Regions from separate parts of the Homo sapiens genome. Here region 1 is linked to region 2. The links are chromatin contacts, found by Hi-C or POLR2A ChIA-PET in ENCODE. All regions are on one chromosome and are shown on one strand. Each heading gives the region's core, a stretch centred on a gene start or an enhancer-like site at or near the end of the contact. The rest is flanking DNA. Distances are from core to core; before and after follow the strand shown.

Region 1 (6,532 bases), core at 3,300-5,799, 540 kb after region 2:
CAAGGAGAAGCTTTATGTTTATCACCTTGTCTTTACCTCCACTACAAACGTGTCAATAATGTGCTCCCGGGGGAGGAACCAGTGGGCTACTTCCTCTTCATCCATCACTGGAGCCAGATGAAACTGCTTCAGGTAAGTGTTGATTAATTCTCGAACTGATTTGATATCTTTTGGTTCCATTGGTCTCAAACCTGAAGTCTTTGTAACCTTGTTGGAGGGGAAACAAAACAAATCCAGAAGTTCAGGTAGAAGAGGAGTGAAACGACTTTGCACTCAAAGTGTGGTCTGCAGACCAGCAGAATGAGCAGCACGCGGGAGCTAGTTAGAGCTGCAGAGCCTGGCCCTGCCCCAGATCTAATGAATCCGAATCTGCAACTCAACAAGATTTCCTTGGGTTTGTACATACATTAAGGTTTGAGAAGAGCTGGGTTAAAATATAGGCGAGACAGACAATGTGTTGTATCTTCCTATCTGTGCGGCAAGTCTTTGGTCACTACTGCCCATGACCCAAACAAACATCAAAGGGAACAGTACAAGTTCATGATGTACGCCAATACCCAAAACACACCAATGTATATACCAATGCCAAGAATGTTAACAGTCTACATGATGGGACATAGCCAACTTAGCATGACTTCTGGAGTACAGGCAGCCCTCCGTATCCACTGGTTGTGCATCTGTGGGTTCGACCAACCTTAGACGAAAAATATTCGGGGAAAAAAAACTGGATCGTTGCATCTGTGCTGATCATGTACGGACTTTTTTTCTTGTCATTATTTCTTAAAAATGCAGTGTAACAACTACTTACATAGCATTTAGATTGTATTTGACCTTATAAGTAATCCAGAGATGATTTAAAGTATACAGGACAGGGGGCATGGTGGCTCATGCCTGTAATCCCAGCACTTTGGGAGGCTGATGCCGGTGGATCATTTGAGGTCAGAAGTTCGAGACCAGCCTGGCCAACATGATGAAACCCTGTCTCTACGAAAAATGTAAAACTTAGCCAGGCGTGGTGACATGCACCTGTAATCCCAGCTACTCGGGAGGCTGAGGCAGGAGAATCGTTTGAAACTGGGAGGCGAAGGTTGCAGTGAACCATGATCACGCCACTGCACTCAAGCCTGGGAGACAGGGAGGGACTTCGTCTCAAAAATAAATAAATAAAGTATACAGGAGGATGTGCATACATTATATGCAAATACACAATGCTACGCCATCTTATATAAGGGACTTGAGCACCCAAGGATTCTGGTATCTGAGGGGTCCTAGAACCAATCCTTCATGGTTTCTGAGGGATGCTTTAAAACTGCCAAGTCTGACATTTTGAAAATACAACTGAGCAACTTGTTTTATTATGCAATAGCCCATTAAAAGCGTGTGGTGATTTTGTTCTCTTGAACAAAAATGATATAGGAGTGAATCATATCAGGCTGGATGGGAAGGCAAGCATTGTTCATAGCCAAGTATTTTCTAAAGGCAAACGGGTTTACAGCCATACCAGCCTGAAAGTGTCCATCTTGTCTAACGGCAAATGGCTGCCAGGGACGCGGCCTGGCCTCTCCTGCCACATCTTCTGGGTAAAGGTGATCAGGGTAGGTGTCTTATCACTACTCCAGAGCTTTAGAATTTAAAAAATTAAGCCATAGGAATAAAACACCTAAAAGTCAGGACAGGTCCCCATTTGAATTTGTTCAGCTGTTGTCCTTGTAAAAGCTCCTGACATCACTTTGCTCTCTAGAACTGTTCAGGGGCCAGGGGACTTGAGACTAAAAGTCAGGAAGCCCAACAAACAGACAATTTTAAACTGAGAAATACAGTTTATTTTTTTCTGTAAACCTGATTTTTCCCCCCCTTGGAGAAACACTAGATACATTTTAAGAGATGAATAATCTGTATATAAATATTGCTACTCTACTTTTTCTGCCCTAAATGATTATTTTTAAAAATTTTATATAATCTAGCAGTTCCACTCTTAAGAAATATTGTTAAAGGAAAAACTTCCTGTAGAATGAGGTCATCACAATTCCTGCATGCCCCCAGGTGGAAGCCCAAGGGGGAAAACAGGTGTTTTTTTTGAGACGGAGTCTCACTCTTGTCACCCAGGCTGGAGTGCAATGGTGCGATCTCGGTTCACTGCAACGTCTGCCTCCTGGGTTCAATCGATTCTCTTGCCTCAGGCTCCCGAGTAACTGGGATTACAGGCACCTGCCACCACGCCCGGCTAATTTTGTGTTTTTAGTAGAGACAGGGTTTCACCACGTTGGCCAGGCTGGTCTCGAATGCCTGACCTCAGGTGATCTGCCCACCTCGGCCTCCCAAAGTGCTGGGATTACAGGTGTGAGCCACCACACTAGGCCAAGGAAAATAGGTTTTCTCTTGAGTGCCAGCTGTCATCAACTATTAGCTGTGCTGGGGTTTCTAAGCTTCAGTGACACACAGTGCTGATTGATTATCGATTAGCTGGGGGAAAGGGGAATGGGAGGTGCATGCTCTGTATTTATACACCAACAGTCCTCAGCTGAATATTTACTATAAGCCATTCTATTATGATGATGTCATGTCTAAAGCACTTCAGCTAAAATGCCATTTAATAATCTAAATTTAGAGAATTTAAGTCCTTCACATTTAACAGGCAATGCATACCTTTAGTCTTTTAGTACCTCTCAAAACCAATGAGTCAGAAATGTCCAGATCTCCACTGGAAATAAATAAGCACTTCTAAATGCTAGTGGGAAGACCAAAACCATATAAAATATATATCATAGTCATTTAAAAAATTAGTTTCTGCTATGAGGCAGACTTAGCTTGATAAATTTCAAATAGCCTTTCTCAATATCAGAATTTTTTTTCTTTTGTTACTGGTTCAGTAACAATCAACAATATCAAGCAATTAGATGAATTAATGAAAGCCACAGGATATATGATATCTGTTAATAGAGAACATTCAGAAATGAAAAAAAAATTTGCCAACTTCCTTCTAGAGCAAAACATTCTTCTGGAGCACAATTCTCATTCATTGAATATCCAACTGTGAAACCACTAAAGGAACTGCCCAGCAGATCGCCTTAAAGCAGCAGTTCTCAAATATTTTGGTCTTGGGACCCTTTTACACTCTTTTTTTTTTTTGAGATGGAGTCTTACTCTGTCGCCCAGGCTGGAGTGCAGTGGTGTGATCTCAGCTCACTGCAACCTCTGCTTCCCGGGTTCAAGTGATTTGATCCTGCCTCAGCTTCCCAAGTAGCTAGGATTACAAGCACGTGCCACCACGCCCAGCTAATTTTTTGTATTTTTAGTAGAGATGCAGTTTTATCGTACTAGCCAGGATGGTCTCGATCTCCTGACCTTGTGATCTGCCCACCTCGGTCTCCCAAAGTGCTGGGATTACAGGCATGGGCCACTGCACCTGGCCTACGCTGTTAATAATGATTGAGTACCTCCAAAGAGCTTTGCTTATGTGGGTTATGCATATCCACACTTATCGCATTAGAAATCAAAACTGAGAACATTTTTAAACAAAAGACTACAGAAATACACATGCCACATGGCCTCTGGAAGACTTCACAGTATACTCAGACGAGAATGAAAGTGAAAAAATTACATACTAGTGTTATTATGAAAATAGTTAAAAAAAAAAAATGACTGCATAGATTCAAAGATCTTGGGGGACTTCCAGAGGTCCCTGGGCCACACTTTGAGAACTGCTATCTTAGGTCTCTAAAGGTTAGAAAAATAAGTAGCAGAATTTAGACAAGCAATATGTTGCCTAAATTCAGGTAAAAAGTATCATAAGTTTGGCAACTTATAAGCATTTTGAACAAATTTTTATAGAAGCATTAAAGCATAAGAGCACACCAGGATGTACCAGCTATAAAAAACAGAAAGTCCTAGAAAACAGGGTAAGAATATTTACATTTGCTGACTAATAGCTAAAATAATCTGTGTAAGAATGAAATACTGCCAGGCACGGTGGCTCACACCTGTAATCTCAGCACTTTGGGAGGCTGAGGCAGGCGGATCACAAGGTCAAGAGATCGAGACCATCCTGGCCAACATGGACTAAAATACAAAAATTAGCTGGGTGTGGTGGCACGTGGCTGTAGTCCCAGCTACTCAGGAGGCTGAGGCAGGAGAATTGCTTGCATCCAGGAGGCGGGGGTTGCAGTGAGCCAAGATCGCATCACTGCACTCCAGCCTGGCGACAAAGCGAGACTTCGTCTCACAGAAAAAAAAAAAAAAAAAAAAAAAAGAAATAACTTTTGAAAAGCAAAACAAACACTCAAATTATAACTATTGTCCTCAGAAAGAACCAGGAAGGCTATTGGGCTTACATTAAAATGGCTAGCTTCCGTATAATGGAATAGTGAAGCGGTCATGTTTTCTGAGAGTTCAATAAAATGCAGAGAATCATTTCCAGTAAATAAGAAAAATCTCAGTTTCATAAGCAAACTCTGTATCTGAATCAGATATCCTTTCCCATGGCCCAACTAATATGCATGATTCATGGGCCTCTACGTAGATTGAAATCTGTGTAAAATCTGCTTATAAGTACATAAGGAAATGAAGCTCAGAGCTCTATTAAAAAACAGTAGTGTTGTTATCTGTCAAGTTGTGGTACAAACCGTTTGAGAGCCAAGATTCCAGAGAAGAGATGTAAGCAATGATTATGGTTATTTATATGATTCAAAAAGGAGCAAACAGAATGCTAACCACTAAAAAAACCATCTAATGCCACTAAATATAGAACACCTTATATGCCTCGACATGTCTAAGCAAGCACACCCTCCTTGCAGCACAGTGCTAAGACCTTAGTGGATCATTCTCTGACTTCTGCTTTTTATCAACATCAAATTACCTTTCAGCTCATTGACACAGATGCGCAAAATCGAACTTGGAAATACTCAACACCAGATCAAAAAAACAAAACAAAATAAAATCTCCCCAAACACTGAAAGGGTAGGGAGGCATCGTAAGGCGTGTTTCTTGGGGAAACCTTAGTATTTTAGGTAACAGTTGTGAATGGCGCAGGCCCTGCGACAGCTCTGCTTCTGGCCAGCAGACTCTGAGCAAGTCAATCTGTGTTCTCATGGCCCCTTCTGTGCTATGGGGATAAGGACCCATCCTCCTGTGGCTGTTGTGATTAGTAAATGAGACTACGGCTGTTAAATGTCGAGCATAACGCCGGCCACAATAAATGTTAGCTCCTATATTCAAAAGTCCATGAAAAAGACAGAAAGCTGGCACTCCTACAAGCAAAAAGAGTAACAATGAAGCAGAAAATGAGATTGATCTATACAGCAAAAGCTGTATTCCATAAGTTTGCTTTTACGCTGAATGGTACAAAAATGTTCTTAAATAACTTGACTGCTAGCAGTGGTATCACCCATCTGGGCCCATAGGAGAGGAAGGGGCATCCGGTGTATGCAGTTCTGTCCAGTTTAACTCAAGAGGCAGACACCCAAGGGACTGCTGCCAGCACCTTCCAATTTCATAATATCTGTACTTTAATCTCTCTTTTATTCTATTAATTTACTCTTTATTTTCCTTTCCTTTCCTATGACTTAAAAGGGGGAAAGGAGACTGGGGCAAGCCAATGAGAACTGTTTGCATCTTGACAATCGTCCTTTTCTGCCTTGATTTATGCTGTACTCACAGTGAGACATTCAGTGGGGCTGAGCCATGGTGTCCCCATAGTGGGTAATGTTAGAGGGGATGGCAGAGGCAGAGGGAGCTAACAGGGAAACATGGAGGTCTGGGGCCTGCATCCCAAGCCCTCCACTTGGTGATATTAACACATCCTCGCCTAAGTGCCAACTGTCACATACCTCAGTTTCTTCATCTGTAAAATGGGGATAAGAAGTACTAACTTCAAAAGGTTGCTGTGAGAATAAATTGAATAATGTATTTGAAAGCACTTCATAACCTTCAATTTATGGGTGGGGGAAAGGCAGTCACTATCACAGCACGACTGGAACAGGACTGCTACCAGGAACCCAGGTTCACTGGAAGTAAGATGCCACAGTCTGGTTTCATAATACACGCCTATACCCAGGAGAAGATTGACTCTTGTACAAAAATATTAAGGCTGATGAATGGAGTCAAGTCAAAAATAGCTTTAGCACTTTAAGAAAATCATTGTGAGTAAACCAATGGTATGTGCTAAAACTCCTTATTCTTCACTCCATTGTAGGCAACCTACATGTAAGTGTGTCTTTTCCTTGTACATAAGCTAGGCTGCTTGAGGTTCAAGAAACTGAAATTTGGAGAGACCAAAGTGGAACAGCATTTGCCCATAGTGAAAAAAAGAGGCATTTTTGAAGTTTGTATGTATGTATGTATGTATGTACGTATGTATTTAGTTATTTATTTAGTTATTTATGAGATGGAGTCTCGCTCTGTGGCCAGGCTGGAGTGCAATGGCGTGATCTCAGCTCACTGCAACCTGTGCCTCCTAGGTTCAAGCGATTCTCCTGCCTCAGCCTCCCTAGTAGCTGGGACTACAGCCATGTGCCACCATCCACAGCTAATTTTT
Region 2 (5,680 bases), core at 168-2,667:
TCACAACACCACCTTGGGGGAGCAGACACTAACCTCTGTTCACACCTGTGTACAGGCACTGTGCCAGGTGCTTTTCCTGCCTGATAATAGTCACACTGCAGAGATGAGAAAACTTGAACTCACCAAGATAAAAGCACTTACGACATGCCACCTAGGTCTATCTAGCAAAAAGTTCATCGTCCTTCTAATGCGCCAGTGTCGGAACTAATAAATGACAACATACATCTGAAAAAAGCCTGAGGATAATGACAGTGTAAGACACAATGCAGGTACTCATGTATTTATTCTCATGTATTTATGCACAGAAATATATTCTCATATATTTATTTAGAAAGAACTCCCATATTTATCCAATCGCGGGAAGTTGCTTAGCCCTAGAAGTCAAAATGTGGACAACAGACACAGTCGACAAAGATAGTTCTCATACATTTAAATAAATGCCTAGGCTTATTTTCATGGTATGAACAACTATTTTTCATGTTTAATGTTTTTAAGACTTTCCATTAGTATGAATAAGAATTTGTCTTACACAAACATCCAAAAAAAGACAGTTTCTTTAGGATTACATATCTTAAACATTATTTTCTTTTCTGCTATAAAATCGTCACCACAACCCTAGCAACTAGGAAGTTTTGTTTCCTGTCCTTGTTTTTATTCTTTTGTGGTGGCAAGTGCCAGCATGTGGGGTAGGTAGGGTGAGGCAAGGTGGGTGACAGTAAAGGACACTGTGCTCAATTCGAAGCTACGGGAGGAGAGAGCTCTAGTCCTAGATTTGCACCAAGGAGCTTTGAGCTCTCAGTAATTCAGCAACCCTGGGCTGTCATTTCATCTATAAAATCAGAGGGTTAGGTGTTCTCCACAGCCTCCTCCTGCACTCAATCCTATGATAACTGCTGAAAACTCCAGCATGGGACAATTACCAGTGTGACACCCTTGAGAGAAATGGTGGGATGTATATTTAAAAAAGACTATCTAATGACTCACCCATGAGTAAAAAATAATTTACTTCCATTTTAAAATCCATATTAATCGACGTGACGTTAGTAGAGAGAGTGCCTAATGTCTGACAGCGCTTCTGAAGAGGATATAAATAGGCGGTTTTTGAAATTAGTCAGCCATGTGCTCACGTCCACCAAGAAGCACATGCAGGCAACATGCTCCAGGCTGTGCGTGCAAGCTGTTCTGTTTCCAGCACAAATGCAGAAAAGGGGAAAAAAGCAGTCCTGGTAGAGTCAGTCATCACATATTTCAGCTGTAAGTAGGAAACAGGAAGCTCACAAAGAATTGTAATTTAGAAGCATTTAAAACAAAACAAACAAACCTACTCCAGGCACAAATACCAGATAGCTGCAAAGCCAACTGTGGTATTTGATGACAAATTGTTTAAAGTCACCAGTGGGTCAGAGTACAAACCACGCCCACGTGAAAGTCTCCCTGGACGCTACCAGGGTCTACCCATTCTCCCCTCTCTGTAAGCCAGCTTCACACAGGTAAGTGGGTCCCATAAACCCCCGGAGGCACCCACATCTGGCTCTTTGTGGGCAGCGCAAGTAGAGAAAAAGACAGTCAACCAACCGTCCTGAGAAACAGGAGGCTGACACTCAGAAAATCAACATCAAACATCCTCTCCCATGCCACAGGGTGACTTCTCACCTCCACTCCTCCCCACCCATCACCCCACACACGCTGTCTCCCAAAAACACATCTGATCTTTATGAAATCTCAGCTTCAGAGCTCCCCAGGATGTTACTGTTACTGAAGGGGAGTGAAAAGGAGGAAGAAGAGAGAGAAGGAGGGCTCCAAACCCATCCCAAGTTGATTCCTTCATGATGTTTCCAAGAATTTAAAGAATAAGTGGTGAGGCTGGGCGCAGTGACTCACGCCTGTAATCCCAGCACTTTGGGAGGCCAAAGCAGGCAGATCACTTGAGGTCAGGAGTTCGAGACCAGCCTGGTCAACGTGGTGAAACCCCATCCTTACTAAAAATACAAAAATTAGCCGGGTGTGGTGGTGCATGCCGGTGGTCTCAGCTACTTGGGAGGCTGAGGCAGGAGAATCACTTGAGCCCAGGAGGTTGCAGTGAGCCGAGATAACATCACTGCACTACAGCCTAGGTGACACACCGAGACTGTCTCAAAAAAAAAAAAAGAAAAGAAAAAAAAGAGTAAGTGGTGACTTTTTAAAAGAATGGTCAAAGGAATTATTTTTAAAGCTGTAGGTTGGCATAGGACATTTATCAAAAGAAAGAAACTATCAGTTCAAACTTACCTAGACATCTTATAAGAGTCCTGAACCATCTATAATCTGAAAGCTTTTTCAAATACTAGTAAGCCAGGCACAATTACCAATTATTCAAATAACATTTATTATAGCTAGTGATTTCCACTGACTATATCTGCAATAATTAGAGCTGGTAGGTTTTTAAAAATATAGATTTTAAGAGTATATGGAAAGTCCTTGAAAGGCAATGTTTCTGGGCTGTTAGGAATAAGGCATTCCTTTAACACGAAATAATGAATTTTAAACAGTAATAATAATAACAAGGAAGAAATGAATGACTGAATGAATCAGAAGGCAGTACACCATAGGGTGAATAAGAGTACATTCTTGGGGGATGAGGGGCAAGGGGAGGGAAAGCATTAGGACAAATACCAAATGTATGCGGGGCTTAAAACCTAGATGACAGATTGATGGGTGCGCCAAACCACCGTGGCACATGTATACCTATGTAAGAATCCTGCATGTACTGCACATGTAGCCCAGAACATAAAGCAAAATTTAAAAATTTTAAAAATTAAAAAAAAGAAAAGCACATTCTTTGCAGTGAATATATCTCAGTCCTGGGTGATCCTGGGCAAGATATTCAATGTCTCTATGCCTCAACATCCTCCTCAGAAAATAAAACCAATTACAGTCCTAAATCACAGGGTTGTCATGAGGATCCAAAAATGATGCATGTAAGAAGCATTTAACATGTTCAAAAGAAACACTTAACGTACTAATGGTCCTTATTCCAGGATGAGTTTTGGTTCCAACTCTACAAATCATTAGCTGTGTGGTCTTGGGCAAGCAATTTAACACATCTAAGCGTTGGTTTATTCACCAAAAATGAAGAATCTTGATTAGATGACCTCTTCATTTCTATGGCTTCTCCAAGCTCAAGACCTCTCTGACAACAGAAGCAACATTTATGATTTCAAACTCTTCCACGTTTCTAGTTTTCACATCTTTCTTTTAGGACTTATTGGTCACAGCCATGATTTATATGAAATCAAGTGTTTGGTCAACAGCACGACTCCTCAGAATGAGACTGTGACTATGGGAATCCTAGAACCTACTTTATAATGATCCTTTTAACAAATAGGTTTCAAACAACACATTGTGGCAAAAGACAGGCTTGCCCATGATAGTTAGAATCAATATATTTCCATTCTGGTAGCCTTCAAGTATGGAAGTTGTCCCAAAATCAAACTGCGGATGTAGTATGTCACCGTGCAGCCTGGTGCTGATGGAGCATATGTAAATTAAATTCATTCGCTACGATCATGCTTCTTCCAAAGGAACTCTCAATTTCTTCCTAACAGAAACAATTCAAGTATCTACCCTCTCCAAACACTCTTAACAATGAAGTTGAGAGGTGCCATTAAGAGATCCATTTCTCAGCCAGGCGTAGTGGCTCATGCCTGTAATCCCAGCACTTTGGGAGGGTGAGGCAGGCGGATCACCCAAGGTCAGAAATTCGAGACCAGCCTGACCAACATGGAGAAACCCTGTCTCTACTAAAAAAAAAAAAACACAAAATTAGATGGGTGTGGTAGCACGTGCCTGTAATCCCAGCTACTTGAGAGGCTGAGGCAGGAGAATCACATGAATCCAGGAGGCGGAGGTTGCAGTGAGCCGAGATCGTTCCACTGCACTCCAGCCTGGGCAACAAGAGCAAAACTCCATCTCAAAAAAAAAAAAAAAAAAAAAAGATCCATTTCTTCCGTATGTTTGCAGAAGAAAACACAAAACTATTTCAGATGTATCATTCTCCTCTAGTTATCTTAAACTCATCAATGACTGATCTTTTATAAGAAAAGACTGAGCATGAATGTCTCCTTACAAGTCAGAAAATTTAAAATGACAATTGAAAAAGATACTCTCTATCATGGTCTGCACCATCACGGGGAATTCTACCTCCTAAACCTAGGTCATTCTCTCCTAACTTAGGTGAACAGGCACCCAAGTTACATAAAAAAGAGAGTTAGCACATATGCACAGAATTTAATATTGCTGCAACTCAAGACTTAAATAACAAAATTAACCTGACAGGGTAACATCCACAGAAGACCGTGCAAACGGTAATTAACTTTAATAACAGGAGGCGCTCACAGTAACTGCAAGAGCCAAGCCAATCTTTGCTTTTTTCTGTGAATTCTGTAGATGCCCCTAAGCTGTATCAATGTTGTCAGTTTTCCCCGATACCCTGGTCAGTTTAAATCTCATCTCATGCTCACTGCCATCTCATTAAGAGAGAAGAATCAACAATCTCTAATGAAATAATTAATTCAAACAACAGTCATCGATGAATGCTAACGGCATTGGGAGAAAGATCGATGAGGAAATGAAAGGGTCAAGCTGCCACCCACCACAGGACCCCAACGCTCAGTTTTAGAATCACTACACGTGAGACAGTCAGACCTTTTCCTAAGCTGAGGCAACGTTAAGCCAGATGATACCAACAAATTAATCCTGCCAAAAACACTGCACATGAATCTGATCAAGCTTTCATGATAACTTCCAGTTTACAGAAATACAGGGACTAGTGGGATGAGTTTAAAAGAAACCCAGCACCCAAATCCAGAATGTGGAACATTCTACGGAACAAGTGACCTGATTCCTTCAACAAGTCAATAGCATGGGGGGAAGGGGTGGGGGTAAAGGAACTGTTCTATATGTATACAGCTTTAAAAGGCATAACCATCAAATGCATTGGACAGACTTTGTTCAAATCCTGGTCCTTAAGAAAAGCCATTTCTAAGTGAATAAGGGATGAAATCAATGCTGGGGAGGTGGGAAGTTCAGCAGATCCCTGGGCTTCCCCGATCCCGTGCCATCTGATTTCCCAAACTGCATGCCCAGCCATCCCCGAGTTGAAAGGTCAGGGCCCAGCACAGAAACTAGGCTATGAATGGCTGGGCCACACCCAGCTCAGGACCAAGAAACCCTCAGGTAAGATGATTCAGCTTTGGCAAAGGAAGAGGCAGTTCCTGGGGCTACTAGTGCGGAAATGTACAGGTTCCTTTGCTGGAAATTTTTGCCAGCAGGTTCGTAGCAACTCTGAGGCTTCATGGGAAAGCCATTCACATAAAAAAGCATAAAATCACAGGTCTGTCCAGAGTCAATTTATCACGTGAATCAAAACAAGGCACCTCTGAAGTGAAAGGGGAGAAAAAGAGACAACACCTAACAGGTGGCTTAGATTTTGCATCCTTAACAGTGTCTAATCCTGCATTTCTACCCAGGGGTTTTGTAGTTTGGCTTTGTTTTTCGTGTATCTTTTTAAAAATATATAATTGAGGCATAACTTGCATAAAGTGCATGCATTACATGTACAGCCCAATTTTTACTCCCTGCAATTTCAATTTTACTTGGATCAGTTTTGCAAGATAATATCTCCTCTCTTCAAGGCATGTGC

The links. Hi-C counts contacts between places; a loop is a spot of excess contacts on that map. ChIA-PET counts read pairs that join two places held with the same protein, here RNA polymerase II (POLR2A). Pooled maps may share reads with other maps.
Region 1: a pooled map shows a loop between it and region 2 (4-fold over the local background). The contact joins two enhancer-like sites. A Hi-C loop is called at or near these places in 3 of 50 pooled maps. POLR2A ChIA-PET finds 5 or more read pairs at or near these places in 2 of 52 experiments (MCF 10A and activated T-cell).

Annotation. Positions count from the first base shown.
Region 1 is chr10:15,119,307-15,125,838 of GRCh38, forward strand. NMT2 (N-myristoyltransferase 2) reads right to left here. Exons shown (of 12, transcript NM_004808.3): 9 at 37-207. It overlaps LOC105376431 (a long non-coding RNA gene), which reads left to right. Exons shown (of 2, transcript XR_930693.4): 2 at 1-263. Among named protein-coding and RNA genes, the nearest start is that of RPP38, 25 kb to the left of the region's middle. RefSeq lists enhancers at 3,570-3,749, 4,656-4,795. Within about 2 kb of position 4,550, at least 4 of the 41 ENCODE cell types and tissues checked have a DNase peak (open chromatin) inside an H3K27ac peak, as active enhancers do.
Region 2 is chr10:14,587,039-14,592,718 of GRCh38, forward strand. All of the region lies in intron 2 of FAM107B (family with sequence similarity 107 member B), which reads right to left. Among named protein-coding and RNA genes, the nearest start is that of MIR1265, 150 kb to the left of the region's middle. RefSeq lists an enhancer at 1,240-1,439. Within about 2 kb of position 1,418, at least 16 of the 41 ENCODE cell types and tissues checked have a DNase peak (open chromatin) inside an H3K27ac peak, as active enhancers do.